Linked DNA regions of Homo sapiens: region 1 is linked to region 2. Evidence: chromatin contacts called from ENCODE Hi-C or POLR2A ChIA-PET data. All regions are on one chromosome and are shown on one strand. The core of a region is the stretch at or near the end of the contact, and the rest is flanking DNA. Distances in the headings are between cores, read along the strand shown. Region 1 overlaps LOC105378008 (a long non-coding RNA gene). Region 2 holds the start of SNORD100 (small nucleolar RNA, C/D box 100).

What was found. A loop is a pair of places that touch in the nucleus more often than their neighbours do. ChIA-PET counts read pairs that join two places held with the same protein, here RNA polymerase II (POLR2A). Pooled maps may share reads with other maps.
Region 1: a map of PC-3 shows a loop between it and region 2 (2.6-fold over the local background). The contact joins two enhancer-like sites. A Hi-C loop is called at or near these places in 7 of 168 maps with a recorded cell type or tissue (Calu3, HAP-1, HCT116 and 4 more), 5 of 37 single-sample maps with no recorded cell type and 11 of 50 pooled maps. POLR2A ChIA-PET finds 5 or more read pairs at or near these places in 4 of 52 experiments (HEK293, WTC11 and activated T-cell).

Annotation. Positions count from the first base shown.
Region 1 is chr6:132,930,478-132,936,078 of GRCh38, reverse strand. The region is part of intron 4 of LOC105378008 (a long non-coding RNA gene); the gene reads right to left. Among named protein-coding and RNA genes, the nearest start is that of SNORA33, 120 kb to the right of the region's middle. Within about 2 kb of position 4,003, at least 4 of the 41 ENCODE cell types and tissues checked have a DNase peak (open chromatin) inside an H3K27ac peak, as active enhancers do.
Region 2 is chr6:132,816,166-132,822,720 of GRCh38, reverse strand. RPS12 (ribosomal protein S12) reads right to left here. Exons shown (of 6, transcript NM_001016.4): 4 at 6,158-6,260; 5 at 5,660-5,761; 6 at 5,157-5,241. The coding sequence ends at 5,179. SNORD100 (small nucleolar RNA, C/D box 100) reads right to left here and starts at 5,919; the gene lies at 5,844-5,919. SNORA33 (small nucleolar RNA, H/ACA box 33) reads right to left here and starts at 5,502; the gene lies at 5,370-5,502. RefSeq lists enhancers at 1,834-1,903, 3,173-3,222. Within about 2 kb of position 1,971, at least 2 of the 41 ENCODE cell types and tissues checked have a DNase peak (open chromatin) inside an H3K27ac peak, as active enhancers do.

The DNA.
Region 1 (5,601 bases), core at 2,754-5,253, 110 kb before region 2:
TTTATGTTCTAAAACCTTTATTTTAAAGCAATGACCAGTATTCAAAAGTTTGTTTCAGCCAGTACCATATATGAAAACTGAAGAAGAATCTACTATAACTTGTAAACACTAAAGTATCCTAAATCTAAATTAAATCGGCCACTCCCTAATGTTTCTAATTCAGATAGGTAAAGATACTAAATCACATCTTTTCTTTTTTTTTTTTTTTTTTTTTTGAGACAGAGTCTCACTCTGTCACCTGGGCTGGAGTGCAGTGGCATGATCTTGCCTCACTGCAACCTCCACCACCAAGGTTCAAGTGGTTCTCCTGCCTCAGCCTCCTGGGTAGCTGAGATTACAGGGGCCCACCACTATGCCCAGCTAATTTTTTGTGTTTTTAGTAGAGATGGGGTTCCACCATGTTGTTCAGGCTGGTCTCAAACTCCTGACCTGGTGATTCACCCACCTCGGCCTCACAAAGTGCTGAGATTACAGGTGTGAGCCACCATGCCCAGTCTAAATCACATCTTTTAACAGAAGATTTCATCCAAGCGTATGGACATGGTCTTTTAAAATATGTATACGCATATGTATACCAATAAAAGGAAATACAGACCTCTCCTGCACAACTTCCATAATACATTCTTGAGAAACAGACATTCTTTGAGAAAACATTAACTGAAAGTCAATTTCCCATTATTTGTAGTGGAAAAAGTTAAAATGTGCTATATACTAACCCCAAATCACCAACCAAATTATTAAAACACAATAAGACTCCTCTATATAAGTAACAAGACTCCTCTATGTAAGTAACAAACTAGTAAATCAGAATATAAACTGCTTAAAACATCAATTTTTAATTACTGAAGAATTAATATTGCAGTCAACACATGCAGTTGCTTTGTGTGGAGTACCATGGCCTTAACACCAGCAGCCTTTTACATGCCATTCTGTTACCAACGATATTTGGAATATAATATGAGTTTTTCCCATAGACCAATGAGTTTGGGGGAATATTTTTTTTTCCTTTACAAACATCAGCTAAATAATGTTGTTCTGAGGAGATATGCATGTTTAGTGATTGAAAAACAGAGGTCTTTTAGGAAAAATGATCACCAGGGAGACCTCTGACAGAGTGTGCCTATGTGCCATTGTCACTCAGTAATGCAATCAGCTGCCTCAGGAGGAACTCTTTTCTCTCTTCCTGGAGAGCAGCAAGCCCAAAATGAATGAGTCCACGATTGCAACAGCACCCAGCCACTGTCATCAGTCTTCATTTCCCGGAGTAGTAGTAACACACTGCTACAACCTTGGTGGCTGAAAACAACAGAACTTTATTCTCTTACAGTTCTGGAAACCAGAAGTCCTAAATCAAGGTGTCAGCAGGGTGGTTCCTTCTGAAGCTGGGAGGGAGAACTTGATCCATGCCTGTCTCCTGGCTTCTTGTGGTTGCCCACAACCCTTGGCATTCCTCGGCTTCGGAACACACTCCTCCAATCTCTGTCTCTGACTTCACATTCCCTTCTTCCCTGTCTTCTCCCCTCTCTTCTTTAAAGAGGACACTGTCCTTGGATTTAGAGCCCATCCTAATCCATGATGAGCTCACCCTGGATTCCTTAATTTAACTACATCTGCAAAGACCCTTTTTCCAAATAAGCTTGCAGTCACAGGTTCTGGGTGGACAGACCTTTGGAAGGGAGAGGGACACATTTCACCCACCCCACCGTTCAAGGTTGAGTTTGTCTGATGTCACCTCTACTAGAAACCAGACCTGCAGGGGCAAGGCCGTCATTTGCCACAATTCTCCTTCCTCTACTTCAGCTACTTTAGCTCCTACCTCTGTCATAATTATCATTAGCTGAGTTTCTTTTTAAAGGAGAGACCTAAACTTCACTTACATCTTTACAAGAGATAATCTGATATAACTAATTCGCAGGATTTCTTTAAACTACCACAGTCTATACACCTAAAAATTAGCTGAAAGGGCCAGGGGCCCGAGGGTCTGGTATGAGTGACCTGTGTCAGGCACCATGCAGGGGTCTCTGTGGAAACATGTCAAGAATTCTTGTGGTTTTTCTGATTTCCTTGCCTAAAAACTGCTTCTAATTCACCTCCATTAAAGTGGTTAAATAGAAATCATTCTGACTGAGAAATGGTGTGTGGAAAAAAACAAACAAACAAGGAGTGATCCAAAGAAATGGCATCTTTGATGGGACTGCAGATTTTATCACTTGCAACTAAGATGACAATTAGAGTACTTGTAGCCCACCAAGAAAATGAGCTAACAGGCTTGACCCAGTTTTTATTCATGTGTAAAGTAAAATTAGTTCATGGTTTTTACAGATGTGGATGAAAAGTTTATACATTTTCACAAGCACATACATTTATGTATATACTACCTGTGTATAATTTATAAACAAATATTCACTGATGTCGCTGTCAAAGCATTTTGTTCTTATAAACCGATTTTCCCTTTCTGAGATTCCCCTGCCCCCGCTTTTCTCTTTTTCCTCTTTTTTATTTTTTTTAAATAAAGTTTTCTTTCAAGTCCTCTACTGTTACAGTGTTTCGGCCATCAAAGTCCTCTTCTAGCCATTTTCATTTACCTTGTGACTCTGACCCTTTGTGAAGCTGAGCATTTTCGGAGTAAACTGATCCCGTGGGTCCCCAAGGATGTTATTCTCATTTATTCACTCAGCCCTTTGAATGGAGCAGCCTTCACTTGGCAGGCGTTCAGCAGACCAAGATTCAAAGAGCACACAATCCTTTTTCTTCCAGGGCCCTTTCAAAACACGGCCCAAGGTTTGTCGAGGGGCTTTAATGGATGTCAGTCATTTAGCATGTTACATTTTATTCATGGCTGCCAGTGAACGTGGTGAGTAGAGAAGGAACAAAAGAAAACAGACAGACAATAGGGGAAAGGGATAATTTTCTGAGCCTTTTGTGACGTGACATCATAGAGGGCATTTTTGAGCTGCCATTACTCATGATGGGGGAGTTAAAATAGACGAGTTAATGTGCTTGTATTTAAAGCCCCACCGAAGCCTCCTAAACAACTTCAGAGCCAAGGTTTCAGGAAATCAGGGATCAATTTGAAACGTAGATGCTCTGGATCTGAGACAGCTGCGGTGTGGGGCGGCCCTATTTTTTCTCCCCAGGTGGGGTGATGGAGGGACGGAGTCCCTCTTGTGCCCTCTGCGTGGTCACCTCTGACAGCTGCCTCTCGTTTTCTGAACTTCAGGATGTTTGGAGGCAGTCTCTGGGGACCAGCAGTAAGACACGGAAGCTCAATGACAGTCCCAGCGGGCAGAGAAACGGGGACAGAGGCAAAGGCTTAGGGCTGCGCACCTCTGTACCTGCCAACTGGTGTGTCATAGTTGGGCTAAAATTACTGGCTGGTCAGTTATCTGATTAAAGAAAGCCTTTCATTTGAGGCTTTAAAAAAAAAATCCAGACTGAAATTTAAACCTTCTAGTAACTTACCAAAACTTTTTTTTTTTTAACTTGGGCATAATCAACCTCTGGGGGGGAAATGATAAAAAGGTACAGAGAGAAACACTTTGTTACTGGCTACAGGACATACATTGTTCTGAGATTCTTTTTCTTTTTTTTTTTTTGTTTTTGGTCCAAAAGCAATGTTATGTACGTGAAACTAACTGTTGGCATCAGATTTAATCTTACTTATCTTCACACACACATACACACACACGCACACATGCACGCACACACACACACACAGCTACCAGGCCAACTGTATTTTTAAATTAGTAGAATCAATTGATTAAATAAGGTACCAGTGTTCCCCAAAAGCAATTCATTTTTTATTAGTTTTACAATTGCATTGAAATCCCTTTAAATTATAGAGTTCATGAATTATGCCTCTGTCAGGCAGCATCAGAACTACATTTTTATGGCTCTTGGATTCCACAGAGGCTGTTGTGGTTTGAAAATAACAGAACAATGTGCTGTTGCTTCACCAGCCGGTTAATGACCTGCCTCATAGTTAAAGGCCTTAAACCACACAGGGCAAGCTGGGCTGAGCCACCCGGGCCAAAGCTGCCTGGCTGGATCCAGGCAACAATAGGGAAAACATTCCAAATTTCATTATTCAGTCCATGCTGAGTTGACTTCTTGAAATTTTATTAATAATTTCTCCACAGGTTAGGCTGTCCTGTTTGCTTTACCAAAAGGACATTGCAAAGTTGTAGAGTCAGTAAACAGCAAAGCACAGGAAAAAGGTGAAATGCCAGGAAGAAACCAAAAGCACTCTCAATCTGTACCCTGGGGTTTCAAGGGTAGAAAAAAGGCATGCCCCTTTGTTAGGAAAAGAAAAGAAGAAAATGAGGAGGAAGAGAACAGATGGGGGAGCTGGAGAAGGGAGGAAAAGGAGGAGGAGGAAGAAGACGATGGAAGGGAAAAAGCAAAAGAGGAAGGAAAGGAAAGACTTGTCACCATCTCTCAATTCATAAATGTAGGACCTATCTTTAGATATCAGCATGAGTGAAGGATTTACAATAAAGAATACCATAGTCACTAATACATATACAGAAAAAGCTTTAGAAAACTGTACAAAGATGGATGCTGACAACAGCAATTTTTAATCTGTTCTTTTCACGTAATGTTTCTACCCTACGATTCCCAAGAAAACACAACACACCTTTGCAACACGATTTTTGCCATCAAGGCAAACATTATTAGTGTTTACCTCTTACTCTGTTTCCAGTATATCTTTTCCCACACAAGGTACAAAGCGACAACCTGGTTGACACACGCCAAGCTAGATCATGAACTATTGCAGTTAGAATCAGAAATAAACCTTGGGAAAATATTTCTGCTATGGTTGCTGAATGTGACTTTGATTCAAATGTATTTTACTGCCACTTGGCTACCCATCTTGACCTCTTTTATCCCAGTTAAGAAATGGCAAAAGGAAGAAAGATATAAAATACACTGTGTGTGTGTGTGTGTGTGTGTGTGTGTGTGTGTGTGTATGAGAGAGAGAGAGAGAGAGAGAGAGCCATTTTCTCTAAATGCATAAAAGAATCCTGAGTGGGTCATCGCGAATATGAAGATGGACTTCAGTTTAAATTTAAAAGAGAAAATTTTGCCCTAGATCCTGACTATGCCTCTTACAGGGAGTACACGAAAGGACCATCATAGATTCTGTCTCAGACTCCCAAGAGCCAGCAGCCCCACCCTCCCTCCTGCTGCTCAGACAGGTGGGTACACAGGTCACTCCTGGTGGCCAGCAACTTGCCACTATTGAGTCAGCCTGTTCACGAATAACTGTAATTGTTAGAAAAGCATTTTCTTCTGGGAGCCTAAACTTACCACTCTGTGATTCCACCATTCATTTTAGTTCTGTAACTCTGCGGAAAAGTCTACCCCCTCTTCTACCGAACAGCCTTTGAAATTGTTAACACAGCTTGTCATTTTCTCTCGCTAAATGAACACATTCCCCCAGTTATTCCTTATATGATATGGTTTCCAGACCCTTCACCGTTATTCCTTTGAACATGTTCCAGTTTGCTGTCAACTTCTCCCTAAAAATGTAGTGCCCAGAACTCAATAGAGCACTTCCTGTGTGACCAGCAGCAAATGAGGTTAGACTAATAATTTCCT
Region 2 (6,555 bases), core at 722-3,221:
GAGACTGAGTCTCCCTCTGTTGCCCAGGCTGGAGCGCAATGTGCGATCTTGGCTCACTGCAACCTCTGCCTCCTGGGTTCAAGAGATTCTCCCACCTCAGCCTCCCGAGTAGCTGGGATTACAGGCGCCTGCCACCATGCCTAGCTAATTTTTGTATTTTTGGTAGAGATGGGGTTTCACCATGTTGGCCAGGCTGGTCTTGAACTCCTGACCTCAGGTGATCCGCGCCCACCTTGGCCTCCCAAAGTGCTAGGATTACAGGCATGAGCCACCACTCTCGGCCCCTTTATATTCTATATTATTTTAGTATTTCCTCCTTTTCTTTTTCTAGAAAATGCTATCCTATTGTACGTTCAACTACTTTTCAAAACATGTATATTAACAAATGCCCTTCTATACTATTTCAGTGGCACCCTAATATCCCATTAAGTAAACATATATTTTATTCAATTCTCCATCAACACAAAGTATTGTAGCTCTGTGATGAATATACTTACAGCTATGCCTATTCTTTTATTTGAAATTGGCCTAATAAAGGTTTTCTAAACTAAAACATTCTGAATTGATGCTTTACGATTTTTTCTCTCCCTGGCTGGGTACAGTGGCTCACACCTGTAATCTCAGCACTTTGGGAGGCCGAGGCAGGCGGATCACGAGGTCAGGAGTTTGAGACCAGCCTGGCCAATATGGTGAAACCCCGTCTCTACTAAAAATACAAAAATTAGCCAGGCATGGTGGCGCATGCCTGTAGTCCCAGTTACTTGGGAAGCTGAGGCAGAATCACTTGAACCCGGGAGGCGGAGGCTGCAGTGAGCCGAGATTGTGCCACTGCAATCCAGCCTGGGTGACACAGCGAGACTGTCTCAAAAAAAACAAAAAACAAACCAAAAAAAAAACCAAAAATTTTTTTCTCTCCCTTTATCATCAAAAAGTGAAAGGCAAATAGAACCTCACTGATTGGTAGGGTCTCAGGAGGATCACCAGGGTTTCTATCTTCACAATCTTTGTCACTCAGTTTGGTTAATTCATATTTAAAAAACGAACTCAAAAGAGATGGAAAAATACAACAAAAAGACACTTCTGTCTCTTCTCTGGCACATTTCCTTCCAAAAACTAAGGTACTGTGGAAGCCAAATTAAAAGTGTGGTGATGAAGACCGTCACTGAACATTTAGCAAAAAAAAAAAAAAAGAAAGGAAGAAAGAGGAGGAGGAAAAGGGGAGAAAAAATACTCTGAGGAATGTTTTACACAAAGTAGGGAAGAGCTTAGAAAACTGCCCATCAACATAGGTGAAGAATCCTTAGGAGGAAGATTCATCCTCCTCCCCAGTATTTGTAAGCCTTCCCAAGCAAAAGCCAGATTTGAATACAACTTATCAACACACTAAGATTATGATCTGTAAACTCTGGGAAAAGAGCTGGCTGAAACATCTCACTTATGATAAAGCAATTTGAATTGAGATGTACTGTTATATTTGAAGTGTCAAAACATGTTTTCAAAAAGGAACTCATGATTTATTTTTGCCTGGGATCGGCTTGGTCCCAATCCTTCTGAACATTCTGATGTGTCGATACTTCTATATCCCAAGCCACCAGCAGTGAGTCAGACTGGTGCCCTGAGTGAGTCTGGTGGCCTCTCCCCAGGTCACCTCCTTAACCACGCCATCTCTTTTGCTAGGACTTACTGCTGAAGTTGTTCTTCTAGCACATGGATTGACCTTTCTGAAAATGCCTGGCTGGGAGGACAATGCTGTACCCTTCTCTGCCATCAGCCTGTCCCATCCTTTTCCTGGAGTGGTGATGGCTACTGACCTTATTCCTTGACTACATAGTCTCTTCTCTCTCAGTGGCTCTCAGGAGTACTTGTGATTAACATAGTCCTTGAGCACAACTCTTTAAATAACGAACTCATTTAAAAAAAGAAATTCAAACTCCATTAAGGGCTAGTCCTCAGTAAGCCTAGCAGATGTTTCCACACTTTCCTACGGTTTATAAGCTGTCTATGTAATGCTTCTGTTGCCTCAACAATCCAGTTAAAGACTGACAGTACTTGTTTATAACAGCAGTCTAATACAGCCTTTTTACAATTTCTCTTTAGATGTTTTTTTTTTTTTTTGAGATGGAGTCTTGCCCTGTCTCCCAGGCTGGAGTGCAATGGCGCGATCTTGTCTCACTGCAACCTCCACGTCCCGGGGTTCAAATGATTCTCCTGCCTCAGCCTCCCGAGTAGCTGGGATTACAGGCACCCACCACCACACCCAGCTATTTTTTGTATTTAGTAGAGACAGGGTTTCACCCTGTTGGCCAGGCTGGTCTCAAACTCCCTGATCTCGTGAGCCGCCCGCCTTGGCCTCCCAAAGTGCTGGGATTAAGGGGTGAGCCATCGCGCTTGGCCTCTCATTCATTTTTTAAAGCATTTAAAGTGGTTTATCAGAAATACATAGAATACGCTAATAAAATCACAATGAGGCAAAAAAAAAAAAAAAAAAAGAATAAAGAACAGAAAGAAAATTGAGTCTTTCATTTGGAGGCTCTTACAGCCAAAGAAAACAGGCAGTCACAAGTCTCATTGTCCATGGGTGCAAGAAAACATCAAGTGCTAGGCTCAAACAGCTCTCCTTTTGGGTTCATGAGGGATGTCCTCAACAAGATTCTGAGCACACACAGCAACCAATGTCATAAAACAATTTTCCCCCATAAAACAATGAAGACATCTGCTTCTGTCCTGGCACTTTTGCTTCAGTGGGCTCCCCAGTGAATTCCATATAAGCTACACAGGCAAATCACACTCTGAAGCCGACATTACATTTGCACTGAGTTTTGAAGAATGAGTAGGAGATATCTAGATGGAGAAAAGTAGAGGTACTTCAAACAGAACAAACCAAAGTTATGAAGAGATGGACATGATCACTTTTCAATAACTGTAACTCAGAAGTCTGGATGAGTAACTGGAGTGGAGTGACTCATGTCTTGAAAATCATCTGGATGAGACTGACAGTAGTAAGACCTATACAGCGCAGGTAGGAGTTGAGGATGCCAAGGCCTTTGGCTTGGGAAAGTGGTACGCAGTAACAAGTGATAATGAATGCAGTATGGTGCATACCACACAGTCAGCTTTCTTTTCCTCTAACAAAAACATGTTAGTGATGGTAAAGTTCACTTCAAGGCACGCAAAATTTGAAGAGCAAGTGGGTCTTCCTTGGGAAATTGTCTGGTACAGCTTAGAGTTGATCAAAGAAAACAAAATAGACTTGGGAATCAGGGGAAGCTGTGGGAGTGGGAGAATGTCTCAGGAAGGCTGCAGAGAAGCAAACATGCTCACCTGAACTCTGGAAACTATTACAATTGAAAGCACAGGCAGAATAAGAGAAAGAACTGAAATGTGGTAAAGGTCAAAATGCTAACACAACAGTACTTAAAATCCTGGAGGTCAGGAAAAGGCTGTGATTGAGCCACTGCATTTGACCAGAAGCTGCTGGAGGACAACAGCCAGAAAACCGACAAAGTCTGAGGATGGAGACATTTTAATGACTTGGAGCAAACACAGAGCAACAGTAAGGGAAGATGCAGAGTTCAAGGTTAGATTTGGGGCCAGGTACAGTGGCTCATTCCTGTAATCCCAGCACTTTGGGAGGCCAATCCAACACCTGAGGTCAGGAGCTCCAGACCAGCCTGGCCAACATGGTGAAACCCCATCTCTGCTAAAAATACAAAAATTAGCTGGGCATGGTGGCATGCGCCTGTAATCCCAGCTACTCTGGAGGCAGAGGTTGCAATGAGTTGAAATCGTGCCACTGCACTCCAGCCTGGGTGACAGAGTGAAGACTGTCTCAAAAAACAAAACAAAAACAACAAAAAAACTTGGGAGATTAACATTCCTTCTGACTTTGGTGTTTTGCAGCTGAGATGACAGTGGACATGGAAACACCAAAACAAAACAAAAAAATCTGAGCCTGGACAATGTGGTGAAACCCCATCTCCACCAAAAAATATGCAACAGGCACTCAAAAATGTCTACATAGATTGGTCATACAAGGAAACTAGAATTCAAAGTGAACTTTCCTCAGAAAAGCCAGAGTACATGAGGTTGACAATTTCAATGTTAACACACAGTTCCAGGTTATACACACTTCAGAAAAAATCTCTCAGAGCTCCTTGCTTTCCATGAGGGTACTCAATGTCACTACCATGCTAAGGTCAACCAGCTTTAGCTATAACTACCAAACCAACCAGTACGGGAGACCCTACTCGGAGATTCTCAATCAAGGTTTAAGACGCAAAGAAAAACCTTGGTATAGTCTTCAAAACCAGGATTGGCCAAGTATATGGCCTCACAACATTCTTTTAACGGTACCTTTATCCAAGTTTAAAATACACCAAACACCAGCCATGGCTTCTCTCACTGCGATTTCTAGGGACTGGGGTGCATTCAAGCCCCTCTCGCTCCTGCACAAAAGGCCAGGAATGGTGGCTCACACTTGTAATCCCAGCACTTTGGAAGGCTGAAGCTGGTGGATCACCTGCTGTCTAAGTTCTAGACCATCCTGGCCAAATATGGTGAAACCCCATCTCTACTAAAAACACAAAAAAATTGCCAGGCATCTGTAATCCTAGCTGCTTGGGAGGCTGAGGCACGAGAATCGCTCGAACCCAGGACAAAGAGGTTGCAGTGAGCCAAGATTGCGCCATTGCACTCCAGCCTGGGCAACAAGAGTGAAACTCCGTCTCCAACCAAAGAAGTCAAACGAATGTCCACAAGCATTCCTGGGTATCATAACACTTGTCCCACATGCAAGATATGATCCTGGCCCAACTGTGTACTTTCTACTAACCTGCCCAGCAAGTCTACTCACTGTCCTTTCATAGACTGCAATCTATTAAAAACACAACCTCTCTCTCCAAATTCTAGGCTAGTCTAGTGAGGGATAAATGCCCATAGCTAAGTAATCCTGGCCATCACCAACACTGCATGGCAGACCTATCTTTGCTAAGGCTGTCCAGGTTTGAATTGCCCCATGATGCAGTCATTGGCTGGGGAGAAGACTTTGAGAGCAAGTTTCCAGTTAATCTGTAGCAATCACTTTGCGATGATTACATTTTACTTTGCTAACAGGGACCTTATTTTACTGCCCCAAATAAAAAGCCAGACATGAGGAATGTGAGCCAAAGATTTATTTCTTCATTTCTTGCATTTGAAATACTCTTCAATGACATCCTTGGCCTGAGACTCCTTGCCATAGTCCTTAAAAAAAACAAAACACGCATGCAATTTCTTGTTAATATTTAGGAATTTCACCAAGCTATTAGTATCAATTATAGTGGAGCTTCAACAATTAGCTATGTCTTATAAAAATGTTTCCCATCACTAAGATTTGTTATAGCCATTCTCAGGGACCTTAACGACTTCAATGTCCTTAAGGCTCGTAACATGGCTTTACTATTGCCAGTTTTTAAAGTATGTCTGCACAAACACAATCAGGTAAGCAGATTCATTGGCTGGCTTGTAAATTACAGCTTTTATTTTTTTCCTGAAATGCAGAAAATGCTTTAAACCTGTTGAATCAGTTTTTTCCTTTTATAAGATCCTCAACTTATTTCAATACAAGGTTTTATATGATTACCCAGCATAACCTTCATCCCTAGAATAAACGGTGACTTACCTTAACTACTACACAACTGCAACCAACCACTTTACGGGGTTTCCCCTCTCTGTCAATTTTACAAAGGCCTACCCATTCTCCTAGTTTCTTGTTGTCATCAACCTATTGGGAGAAAGGTTAAAAAAAAAAAAAATCACATTAATAGACATTAACACTACCAAAATTAAATGAAACCCAAAAGGTGGCTGTAATCAGAAGGGTGACATGGCAGTTTCCTCATGGCAGTTCAGTAGAGGGAGCCAGTTGTCATCATGTACAGCACTAAGATCACCTACAAGCCTGCTACTAATCTTTGTTGTATACCAACGTCAAAATTAGGATTCAATTCTGCAGGTATAAAATGCTTCTACCTACAATCATCTTTAAAATGGCCGACAGTATCAGGTGCACGTAATGTTTACACCTGCACAAAATGAACAGCTTGAGACTTCACAGAATTTACCCCCATATACAAGCATCACTGAACATTAGTCCCAACACAATCCTTAGCAGCCTTACCTTAATTAGGTTGATTTGGTGTTCAGCACAAAGGGCCTCCACCAACTTGACATACATAGGCTCATCACAGTTGGATGCAAGCACACAAAGATGGGCTTGGCGCCTGAAATTCAAATTACAATGAAAATGGAGCTAAAACTCAGATCCAAATCCATCATTCTTGCATTTTAGGAGGGTTATCTTTGCACTAACACTTGCGAAACATAAGCAGCCAATCCACTGAACACATAAATGCGTACAAAATTGCTTGAGTCTGAAGAACCTGCTAGGGAGCATATACATCTTCAATTAACCTACAACTGGTCTTCAGTAAAACCTCTGTCCCTGACACACTGAATTGGTGTAAGTCATTTTTAAAACTTCTGGCCAAAACCCAACCATAATAGCTTTCTTGTAAG